Regions from separate parts of the Homo sapiens genome. Here region 1 is linked to region 2. A link is an interaction called in ENCODE POLR2A ChIA-PET data of the cell type or tissue named here. Cell type or tissue: MCF 10A. All regions are shown on one strand. Links, peaks and the distances in the headings refer to the core of each region. The heading gives the core; the rest is flanking DNA.

Region 1 (5,370 bases), core at 162-5,161, 110 kb before region 2:
CCTGCCACCGCCTCCCAAAGTGCTGGGATTACAGGTGTGAGCCACTGCGCACGGTCATCTTTCATAAATTTCTAACCTTACTCAAGGTACAATGTTTCCATAGGGAGAAAAAACTAATCAAAAAGTAATTAATGATGATGATACCTTGAAATGACACAGCAGAGTCCAGTGCAAGGGTCAAGGTGGGAATCATGAACCTCTGGGGTAACCTGAGGGTTCCATGAACTTGGATGGGAAAAATTACATGCTTATTTCCACTAACTTCTGAAATTCAGCATTTCCTTTGGCAATAAATGTAGGCTACACACCACAGCAGTTAGCAATGACTGCAACTTTGTCACCAATAGAATGCACTGATATTTGCACACCAGGCCACAGCTGTTGCAGATGCCACAGGGATCCTCGCACAGCCCTCACAACTTGGAACTTACACCACTGTTGGACCTGCTGCTAAAGCTGGTTCTTCATTTGTTAACATAAAGTACCACTGGTGTTACTGTTTCACAAATGTAGTATTTCAGGATGTTAATAACTATATTTCAGTTTAACTGATTACCCTTGAATCCTATGTATTTATTTTGTAGATTAATAAGAAGGGATCCATTGGCCTTGCCAGACCACCCAAGGGCTCCATGGCACAAAAAAGGGCTTAAAACCCCAGGTCTGAGCCAGGCGCAGTGGCTCATGCCTGTAATCCCAGTACTTTAGGAGGCTGAGGTGGGAGGATCTCTTGAGCCCAGGAGTTTGAGATCAGCCTGGGCAACACAGTGAGACCCCATTTTTATAAAAAATTAAAATAATAACAATAATAAAAACCTTGATCTGGTGGGTCTGAGTGTGGGCCCAGAATACACAGGTTTTTCTTTTTCTTTTGAGACAGGGTCTCACTCTGTTGCTCGGGCTGGAGTGCAATAGGGCATTTTTTTTTTTTTTTTTTTTGAGACGGAGTTTCGCTCTGTCACCTAGGCTGGAGTGCAGTGGTGCTATCTCGGCTCACTGCAAGCTCCGCCTCCTGGGTTCACGCCATTCTCCTGCCTCAGCCTCCCGAGTAGCTGGGACCACAGGCACCCGCCACCATGCCTGGCTAATTTTTTGTATTTTTAGTAGAGATGGGATTTCACTGTGTTAGCCAGGATGGTCTTGATCTCCTGACCTCATGATCCACCCACCTCAGCCTCCCAAAGTGCTGGGATTACAGGCGTGAGCCACCGCGCCCGGCCAATAGGGCATTCTTGGCTCATGCAGCCTCTGCCTCCTGGGTTCAACCGATTCTCCTGCCTGAGCCTCTCGAGTAGCTGGGATCACAGGCACATGCCAACATGCATGGCTAATTTTTGTATATTTAGTAGAGATGGGGTTTCACCACGTTGGCCAGGCTGGTCTCGAACTCCTGACCTCAAGTGATCTGCCCGCCTCAGCCTCCCAAAGTGCTGGGATTATAGGTGTGAGACACCGCGCCTGGCCCACAGGCTTCTCAAAGTAAAAAAATTCAAAACCCTGGCTCCTGATTCATCAGCTGGGTGACACCTGGCTTGCTGCTTCTGTGGGCCTGAGTTTCTTCAGCTATAAAAAAGGGATTCTAAGGTTTAGGTGAGACAACGTGTATAAAGGAGTTGGCACACAGCCTGCCACTTGGTAAGTACAGGTAAGAAGCACTGGTGCTCTGGTGGTTATCATATCCCCTCTCAGCAGAGACTTCCATGGAATCCTCCCCACACGTGGCCCTTGCTGAGGGTGAACAGAGCCCTCGCAGCCCTCCTACCAGGTCACCAAGTGATAAACACTCTGGAAGAGTCCTCCAGGTCCAAGGCGCACTTCTACTTCTGCGTCCTTTATTTCTGTGCCTGACTCTTGCTGTTGCCTCTTTGTCCTTGTGAACCTTTCAATAAACGGATTAATTTATAAAACAGTTCCCCCCACTACACGCTCCCTCTGTGGAACGCTCCCTCTTGGGTTTCCGGGAAAGGTGACGGTGTGGTCAGTCCTATCACCTTTATGGAGCACCTACAGACAGAGCTATGCTAGCTAGAGTGGGGTAACGGCAGTGTCCCCAAAAAGGCTGTACACAGGAAATGGAAGGAAAAGATCCAGGACACGAGGGTAAGGCTGTAGGATACCGATCACAGCCTGCTGCCACCAACCTAGTAAAGAGGTACAACTTAATTCTCGAGTCGAGGGCGGGGGGTAATGACAGGTACCTTGCCAGCAAGCCCCCACCACGAGCTGAGTTTCTATCTTGGATGGATGGAGCGGGTAATCCTCAGTCACAGAGAAGGGCTCGTGGGACGTGCCATCCACATAGAGAGTCACACTCGGGAATTCTACATTGAGGACGTAGTGGTGCCATTCCTCATCACAGACCTACAGAGGCAAAGGGAAGCGGGGAGGTGTGAGATGTCCACTTTCCTTCTCATCAATGCCCATGGAAACCAAGTCACCCAACACAAGGGTCTTCCTAGGAGGAAAAGGATGAAAAAAATCTAACCACAAAATATCTGCAAATACATCTCACCAAAAGAAGCCAAGCATCTCTAGGGCATTTCCAAACTACGGGGGCTGCATTGCTCACTAACCAGAGGACACAGCCCAAGTAGGGAGCTGCCCAATTCTGCTCTGCCAACAGTGTGGCACCAGGAAGTTCCTGTATGGGCAAGCTGGATACCCACCCTCGAAAGGGTTGAGTTAGTTTACCACTGGCCATTCCTTTTCTGAATAAAAATAAAAAGTGCCTTTAGGCCGGGCGCAGTGGCTCAGGCCTGTAATCCCAGCACTTTGGGAGGCCAAGGCGAGGAGATCACTTGAGGTCAAGAGTTTGAGACCAGCCTGGCCAACATATCGAAACCCCATCTCTACTGAAAATACAAAAATTAGCCGGGTGTGGTGGTGCACGCCTGTAGTCCCAGCTACTTGGGAGGCTGAGGCACAAGAATTGCTTGAACCCGGGAGGCAAAGGTTGCGGTGAGCCGAGATTGTGCCACTGCACTCCAGCCTGGGTGACAGAGCAAGACTCTATCTCCTCCCCACCGCCGACAAAAAAGTGCCTTTAATCTCAGAATAAGGCACACCATAGTACATGTATTTTCTTTTCCAACTCAAAGTTGATGATCTCAATAAATATGAACATCAGCTCCAAGGGCACCCCAAACCAAACTGTGTTCCCATCCTGTGATGAACGAGTGTGTGAACACGCATCAGCCAGCTGCAATGGGCCCTTATCTGGGTCGTAACTCAAACAAATTGTAAACACAAAAACATTTATGAGGCTACTTGAAATCTGAACATTGACTGGCTATTTGATCGTATTAGAAATTTTACTGTTAGGTTTTTTTTTAATGTGAAAGAGTGCTGTGATTATGCTTGTCTATGAGATACATCATGACATACAGGCGGGCGTCTACAAGAATGAAATGCTCTATTTGGGATTTCTTGAAAATTATTAACTAACGTTTGAGGGGGTGATAAAAATTTTCAGCAGTGAATAGGGGTAACAATGAAACTAGACTGACCAAGAGTTGGCAACTGTTGAAGGCATAAGGGCACACAGGGCTATTCTTTAATCTGTCTGCTTTTATATAAATCTGAAATTTTCCATAATACAGTTTTTAAACAGTATATACTTAGAAGAAACTAAATATATAAATGCAGACTATGGCTACTATAACAGAACTGTAGCTAAAATGTCCACCTATGTTGCAAAATATTTTTCCAGGACTAAGCCTTTCTTTAGTTTTTTGAAAATAATTAATGGTAATAGTTTCTGAGAAATAATCACTCACATAAATAAAAAAATACACCAATAAGAGATGAATGCTACCCAGCCTGACCAAAATGGTGGAACCCCATCTCTACTAAAAATACAAAAATTAGCCGGGCGTGGTGGCGCACGCCTGTAATCCCAGCTACTCAGAAGGCTGAGGCAGGAGGATCGCTTGAACCCGGGAGGTGGAGGTTGCAGTGAGCCAAGATCTCCACTGCACTCCAGCCTGGGCAACAAAGCGAGACTCAGTCTCGGGGGAAAAAAAAAAGAGACAAATGCTACCAACTGGACACCCACTTCAACTTTCCACTATCATATACTTTTTCCTTTCTCATTTATTCTCTTTTACTTTTATCTATCCTATGATTATTTTTAGACACTATTATATTTTAGCAACTGCAGGCACATATAACATATGTCAGCTTTTGTCCACTAACTCCATGAGACAAATAAAATGATGATAAGGCCAAAGGTTTCCTTCTCATCCCAACTCTACATCAAAAGAAAAAATGATCTATTCTGATTTTAATAGAGGGTTCTAATTTTACAGTGCTCTCTCGTTTCCTGTAGCACGTGGGGTTTTTCACAGGATATTTGCTTTCTATCACAGCAACTGCTAGAAAATTAGCTTTGCGGCCGGGCACAGTGGCTCAGGCCTGCAATCCCAGCACTTTGGGCGGCTGAGGTGGGTGCATCAGTTGAAGTCAGGAGTTCAAGACTAGCCTGGCTAATATGGTGAAACCTCATCTCTACTAGAAATACAAAAATTAGCTGGGTGTGGTGGCATGTGTCTGTAGTCCCAGCTACTCATAAAATTATAAATATACACTGACTATACACAGCCATCCATGTGCAAGGTTGCAGTACCTGCTTACTCTCTCTTAGAAGATGACAGTGTTTTTCTTTTTCTTTGGAGACGGGGTCTCACTCTGTCATCCAGGCTGGAGTGAAGTGGCACAATCGCAGCTCATTACAGCCTTGACCTCCTGGGCTCCATCAATCATCCCACCTCAGCTCCCCAAGTAGCCAGGACTACAGGCATGTGCCACCATGCCCAGCTAATTTTCGTGGGTTTTTTTTTTTTTGTAGGGACAGGATCTTAGTAATGTTGCCCAGGCTGGTCTCGAACCCCTGGGCTCAAGCAATCCTCGTGCCCCAGCCTCCCAAAGTGCTGGGATTATAGGTGTGAGCACCTTGCCCGGCCCTATTAGTGCGTTTTCAATTCACTCACCTGATTCAACTTCCAGTGGAACTCTGCAGGTCTGTATTTCTTCTCCTCAGAAGGATCCTGACGGAAGAGGAAGATCAGCCGGCACCCGTGGACATAGAGGGAGTAGTGGTGCCGATTCATATCTGCAAAGGCAGTTTCTATGGGTAAATTGCCAACTAAAGATCCAAAGGAGAAATTAAAGCTGTTTCTTGAATGGATTTTGAAGACACAATTTCATCTGCATAAATGAACTCTTCGGCTAAGCCAAGGCAGGGCTTAGAAACAAATACACTTGGGCTTTCCTGAGAGGCGGAGCCTGTGATCACCGTGGACCCCACTGAGCAACAACAGCTAATACCCAAATGCCCAGGCCGTGGCTCTAGGGAACCAAGTGCCCCAGGCA
Region 2 (5,321 bases), core at 1-5,000:
AAGACGACACAAAGCTCCTCAGGGGCCCAACTTTCCAGCTGTGGACCCTGCTCAGGGTTCTCGGGGTCCCCTTGCTGGTGGAGGCAGGTGCACTCATTAAAGCAAATGTACTCTCCAGGTGGACCCTCAGGCCCAGAGCCGGCAGCAGAGGGGGGTGAATCCATGGCAACAGGAGTCACAGGTGAACCAATGGGAAACCAAACACACGCATCGAAAGCCAATCAAACACAAACCCCAAATGTGAAGGCAGCAGCAAGTTCTTTGTGTAATAAATATTGCAAAGCGCACTTGGTTTCTTTCTTTTCAAGTCAAATATAACGACTAATGTCCCAGACCCTGTTTTCTGCATTCAAAATAGGGAAGCTGTTGATATCAGCAGAACACCTGCAGCCAAAGAAAAAAACCGTTTCCCATTAACCAGCCAATCACAGATCCTTTCCAGTTTAAGCAGCCAATCAGACCTCTTCACATTTCTAAAAAAATGACCTAACTAAAGCACCAGAGCTCGGAGAGCTTCCAGGGAAGCCAGATACCGAGGCGCAAATTTTTTAAAAAATAAGAGTCAGAAATAAAAATAAAAGGTTTCTGTTGGTCAAGATTTAAAAAATAAAAAAGTTTCTTCCTGCAGCCAATCACAAGTCCATCCCTTTAAGCCAATTATAAACGCACCACTGGTGTCTCCCTTGATGCCAGCCCCACTGAGTAGCTGTGAGGTGGGGTGGGGCAGGGCAGGGTTGGGTAGGGGAAGGGGGAGGTGGGGCAAGGGGGGCTGCTGCCACTCAGCCGGCCCAGGAGCCACACAGATCTCTTGGCCCTCAACAGCATCCAGGGTGTTCCAAGGGCTTTGCAGCTACTGCCTCCGGTCTTCCGTCTCCGACCTGGAAAACGCCATCACCACGTCCTCTGCACCTGCAGATAAGGCGACAAGGATCGCTGATGGGGCTTGCAGCATTGGCTTGCGAACAGGACAAGCAAGGAGGCTGCGGCCAAGCTGGAGCCCCCGCCCACCAGGATCGCGGCACTCTCTGAGGACAAAGTACTTCCGAGGAAGTCTTCCTCCCCTCTGGTCTTCCCTGCCTCCTGGCTGGGGACAAGGCTTGCAACCCTGCTGTAGGGCTGCAAGGCAGGGCTGCCAGGGTGAGGCTCAGAGGCTTGCTCAAGGCTACACAGCTGACAGGTGAGCCATGACGAGGCCCCAGGTGACCTGGAGCAGGGCTCAGCGCTGCTCACAGCCCTTGCTCCAGAGTTACCAAAGCCAGAGGCGGGGTGGCCCTTGGGAACCTCCCTCTTTCTTCTCAAGACTCGCGTCTTGATGCCTTCGGAGGGTCTGGCTCACTGTGGTTTTAAATAGCCATTCCTCTTTGCAGCAGCTTCTCCTTCACCCAAACCCAACACCTCTTCCAAGAAGTATGGCCGGGCCCACGTCCAGCCTGCTGTCCGCCTGGCTCTGACTGAGACAGATATGCCCACAATCCTTCTTTTTCTTTTTCTTTTTCCTTTTTCTTTCTTTTTTTTGTGTGTGATATGGAGTCTTGCTCTATCACCCAGGCTGGAGTATAGTGGCACAATCTCGGCTCACTGCATCCTCTGCCTCCCGGGTTCAAGCGATCCTCCTGCCTCAGCCTCCTGAGTAGCTGGGATTACAGGTGTGCATCACCACGCCCGGCTAATTTTTTTGTATTTTTAGTAGAGATGAGGTTTCACCATGTTGGTCAGGCTGGTCTCAAACTCCTGACCTCATGATCCACCCACCTCGGCCTCCCAAAGTGCTGGGATTATAGGCAGGAGCCACCGTGCCCAGCCAATCCTTCTTTTTCTTAATCCTGAATTTGAGATTCTGGCCCAGGCACTTGTGAAATCACGTCCTTTGTCTTGTTTTCCAGAGGACAGGCTCTGATGAGTGGCCAGGACAGGCAGTGGCAGGAGGGCAAAGCTCGAAATGCTGACCTGCCACCCACACCCACAACTGCCTGGGGAGTTAGGGGCTGACATGGCCAGGGAGGGGCTGTGGGCCAGGAGGTGACCTGTAGGGCCCCACCTTGACTCCCTGACCCTGTCCTGCTGCTCTCACCCCCTTTGTAAAAGGCCAGATCTTCACTTTGCCCCGAAAAGTACCAGTCTGGCTGCCCATGGTCTTTCTGACATGTTGTCTGTGCTACTGCAGGTATTCTCTCTGGGAGGGGGTGGATCGGAATAGGAGAGACAGGAAAGGCCACCCGAGGGTGGGCCAGTGTGGGGAGTGTGAAGTGAGGCTCCTGGCATGTGAAATGGAGTCAGCAGAGTGAGCCGGCCTCCACTCAGTGAGCCGGGTCTCCCCCACAGCCGGCATGTGCTGACCTCCTTCCAACTGCTCTACCAAGAGAGGGAGGACGCACCCAGCTGTCGGGAGGGCCAGAGATGGAGGGCCCAACTACAAGGATGCAATGCACAAGACACACCTTCCACTTGGCACTAGAGAACCAAGGTGCTGCTAAGGGAATGAGCCTTGTCACCTCCCACTGCCAGCTCGCCTTCATGGGGTTCTGGCTTTACCAGCACAACCTCCATTGCTCAGAAGGGAAATAAGCATCTAGAAAGGGACACGAGTTGTCCAGCTTCCTAGGATGGGGCACCCTCGCTTGGGAAGCCCTATGAATCCTTCCCGTCTTCTCAGGAACATTCTGTTTTCGCCTGAGCCCTAGGACCACGCAATATCACTGCAGGCAGAATTTTCCTAGCAACCACAGAATCCAAGATTACATCATCCCCTGCACGGCAGCTGAGTTGGTTACCTAACAGATGCCGACTTTTCCTGAGTGCTGCTTGCCCAGCTTGCTAATCAGAAGGGGGCTGGCAAGAGTCTGTGAAAGGGGAGTTGTCAGCAGAAGATGCCTTAGTGGCAGTGATGGTGGCAGCCCGCTCACTCCTCTCCCTGCCTGCCCTGTGGCCTTTCGCTCAGGGACCTTGGGCCTCTGTAGTGAGCTGCAGGCACAAAAATAGCCCTGGATGCCCCAGGAGGGAATGGTGCATCTACAGAGGGAATGGGCCATTGGCTTCTCAGAGGAGCCCAGACCTGGGGACCAGGACTCCCGACTCCACAGCCTGCCCAGTGTGTGTGCCTGTCCTGCGCTCTGAGGGTGGGAAGGAAGTAATCTTCTCCAGGTCACACAGGGACTCTGATGGCTATTTAACAAGACACTTGAAGCAAAGGATTTGCAAGAGTCCTACCCTTCCCACACTGCCAGCTGCCACCCCCTTCCCTGGTGGCATTTATAGAGCCTCCCACTGTGCTGCTGGAGCCCTGCAGAGAGGAAAAGGCCTGAGGAGCTGCGGCCTGTCTGTGCTCTCTTCTGTTCCTTAAGGATATTATCCAGGCTTTACCACAAGGATCTGCTTTCCTTTGGGATGAAAGAGAAGGCAGGCTCTCAGTTCTTCCAGAGCATTCTCTGACCTACCCTTGTCACTGGTTGGCCAGGTATTTGTCATTCAATGAGGTCTCACCATGAACCTGACAGGCCTCTGGCCGAGGACACTGGTTCCCCTTTTCCTCTTCTCTATGAAATTTGGGCCAGTTACCGAATAGGGAGGGTGAGCTGTTAGATTATGATCATGACTCGATCCCTCAGAGCTGCAGTTTTAGAGCCAGGAGGGACCTCAGAGGTTGAGTCCTACAGTCTTTCCTTTGAAGACCAGCATATGGCAGCTCCCTCAGGTAGTCTCGCTGTCCTGGATGCACAGCAAAGAGGGCAGCAGGCCAGCCCACTGCCTCCAGGCTGCCAGCTGGGTTTCCTACCCTGTTTTACAGATGAAGCTCTGTCTCCCCCCTTGGTATCTCTGTTGACACTGTCTGAACTTGAGCTCAGAGCTTCTATTTGTCCCTTCCCACCAGATGCAAGTGAGCATAGGAGGGGAGAGGTTGATCTGTGTCTCCTGTTCCACACTCAAAAACATTAAAAGATAAGGATAGCCAAAACCCGATGACAGTATCATGAGAAAAGAGAACTACAGATGAGTATCTCACATGAATATAGATGCAAACATACCCAACAAAATGCTAGCAAACTGAATACAACAACATATAAAAAGGATTCTATACCCTGACCAGGTGAGATTTATCCCAGGAATGCAAGGTTGGTTTAACATCTGAAAATCAATGACTGTAAAACACCATATCAATAGGATAAAGGACAAAAACCATACAGGAAAAGCAGCTGATGAAATCCAACATAATAAAACCACTCAACAAGGCCAGGTGCAGTGGCTCACGCCTGTAATCCCAGCACTTTGGGAGGCAGAGGCAGGTGGATCACTTGAGGTCAGGAGTTCGAGACCAGCCTGACCAACATGGTGAAACCCCATCTCTACTAAAAATACAAAATTAGCTGGGCATGGTGGCACATGCCTGTGTTACTTGTGAAGGCTGAGCCAGGAGAATCGCTTGAACCTGGGAGGTGGAGGTTGCAGTGAGCTGAGATCGCGCCATTGTACTCCAGCCTGGGCAACAAGAGTGAAACTCCATCTCAAAAAAAAAAAAAAAAAACCCACTCAACAAACTAGAAGAGAACAACCTCTATCTGATAAACGGCATCTATGAAAATCCCACAGCTCTTATCATATTTGTTGTGAAAACTCTCCCTACCAAGATTATGAACAAGAAAAGGATGTCCGCTTTCACCATTCTTATTCAATATTGGCTTGAGGTCCATTCCAGGTTAGGTAAGTTAAGAAAAAGAAATAAAAGCCATCCAGATTGGAAAGGAAGAAGTAAAACTATCCCTATTTGTAGATGACATGATCTTATATGTAGAAAATCATAAGGAATCCACTAAAAAAAAATTTTTTTTTTTTGAGATAGGGTCTCACTCTGTCACCCAGGCCAGAGTGCAGTGGCATAATCTTCACTGACTGCAACCTCCGCCTCCCAGGCTCAAGCAATCCTACCACCTCAACCTCCCGAGTAGCTGGGACTATAGGTGTGTGCCACCACATCTGGCTAATTTTTGTATTTTTTGTAGAGATGGGGTTTTGCCATGTTGTCCAGGCTGGTCTCGAGCTCCTGAGCTCAAGTGATCTGCCCACCTTGGCCTCCCAAAGTGCTGGGATTACAGGCTTGAGCTACTGCACCTGGCCCACTAAAAAACTATTAGGACTAATAAACAAGTTAAAGGTACAGGATACAAGGTCAATATACAAAAATCAATTGTATTTTTATATACTAGCAATGAACAATCAAAGTAAAATTAAGAAAATGATTCCACTTATAATTGCATTAATCATAATAAAACACTTAGGAACAAATTTAACAAAGTGCAAATTTTTATGCTTTGAATAGTACACAACAT

Evidence for each region. Peaks named below come from ENCODE experiments on the same cell type or tissue, not always from the same donor. Only the 100,000 strongest peaks of a DNase experiment are listed, where the experiment ranks them.
Region 1: POLR2A ChIA-PET joins it to region 2 with 5 read pairs; 2 of 35 experiments call an interaction of 5 or more read pairs at or near these places.

The regions. Positions count from the first base shown.
Region 1 is chr1:9,738,896-9,744,265 of GRCh38, forward strand. It overlaps CLSTN1 (calsyntenin 1), which reads right to left. Exons shown (of 19, transcript NM_001009566.3): 9 at 4,989-5,110; 10 at 2,199-2,361. Among named protein-coding and RNA genes, the nearest start is that of PIK3CD-AS2, 54 kb to the left of the region's middle. In MCF 10A, for the core only: no CTCF peak of the experiment used is centred there; no DNase peak of the experiment used is centred there.
Region 2 is chr1:9,849,868-9,855,188 of GRCh38, forward strand. CTNNBIP1 (catenin beta interacting protein 1) reads right to left here. Exons shown (of 6, transcript NM_020248.3): 6 at 1-909. The coding sequence ends at 851. CTNNBIP1-AS1 (CTNNBIP1 antisense RNA 1) reads left to right here. Exons shown (of 3, transcript NR_199045.1): 3 at 119-287. LOC105376717 (a long non-coding RNA gene) reads left to right here and starts at 798. Exons shown (of 2, transcript XR_946952.3): 1 at 798-1,177. RefSeq lists enhancers at 86-225, 306-355, 1,391-2,191. In MCF 10A, for the core only: no CTCF peak of the experiment used is centred there; a DNase peak (open chromatin) is centred at 2,724.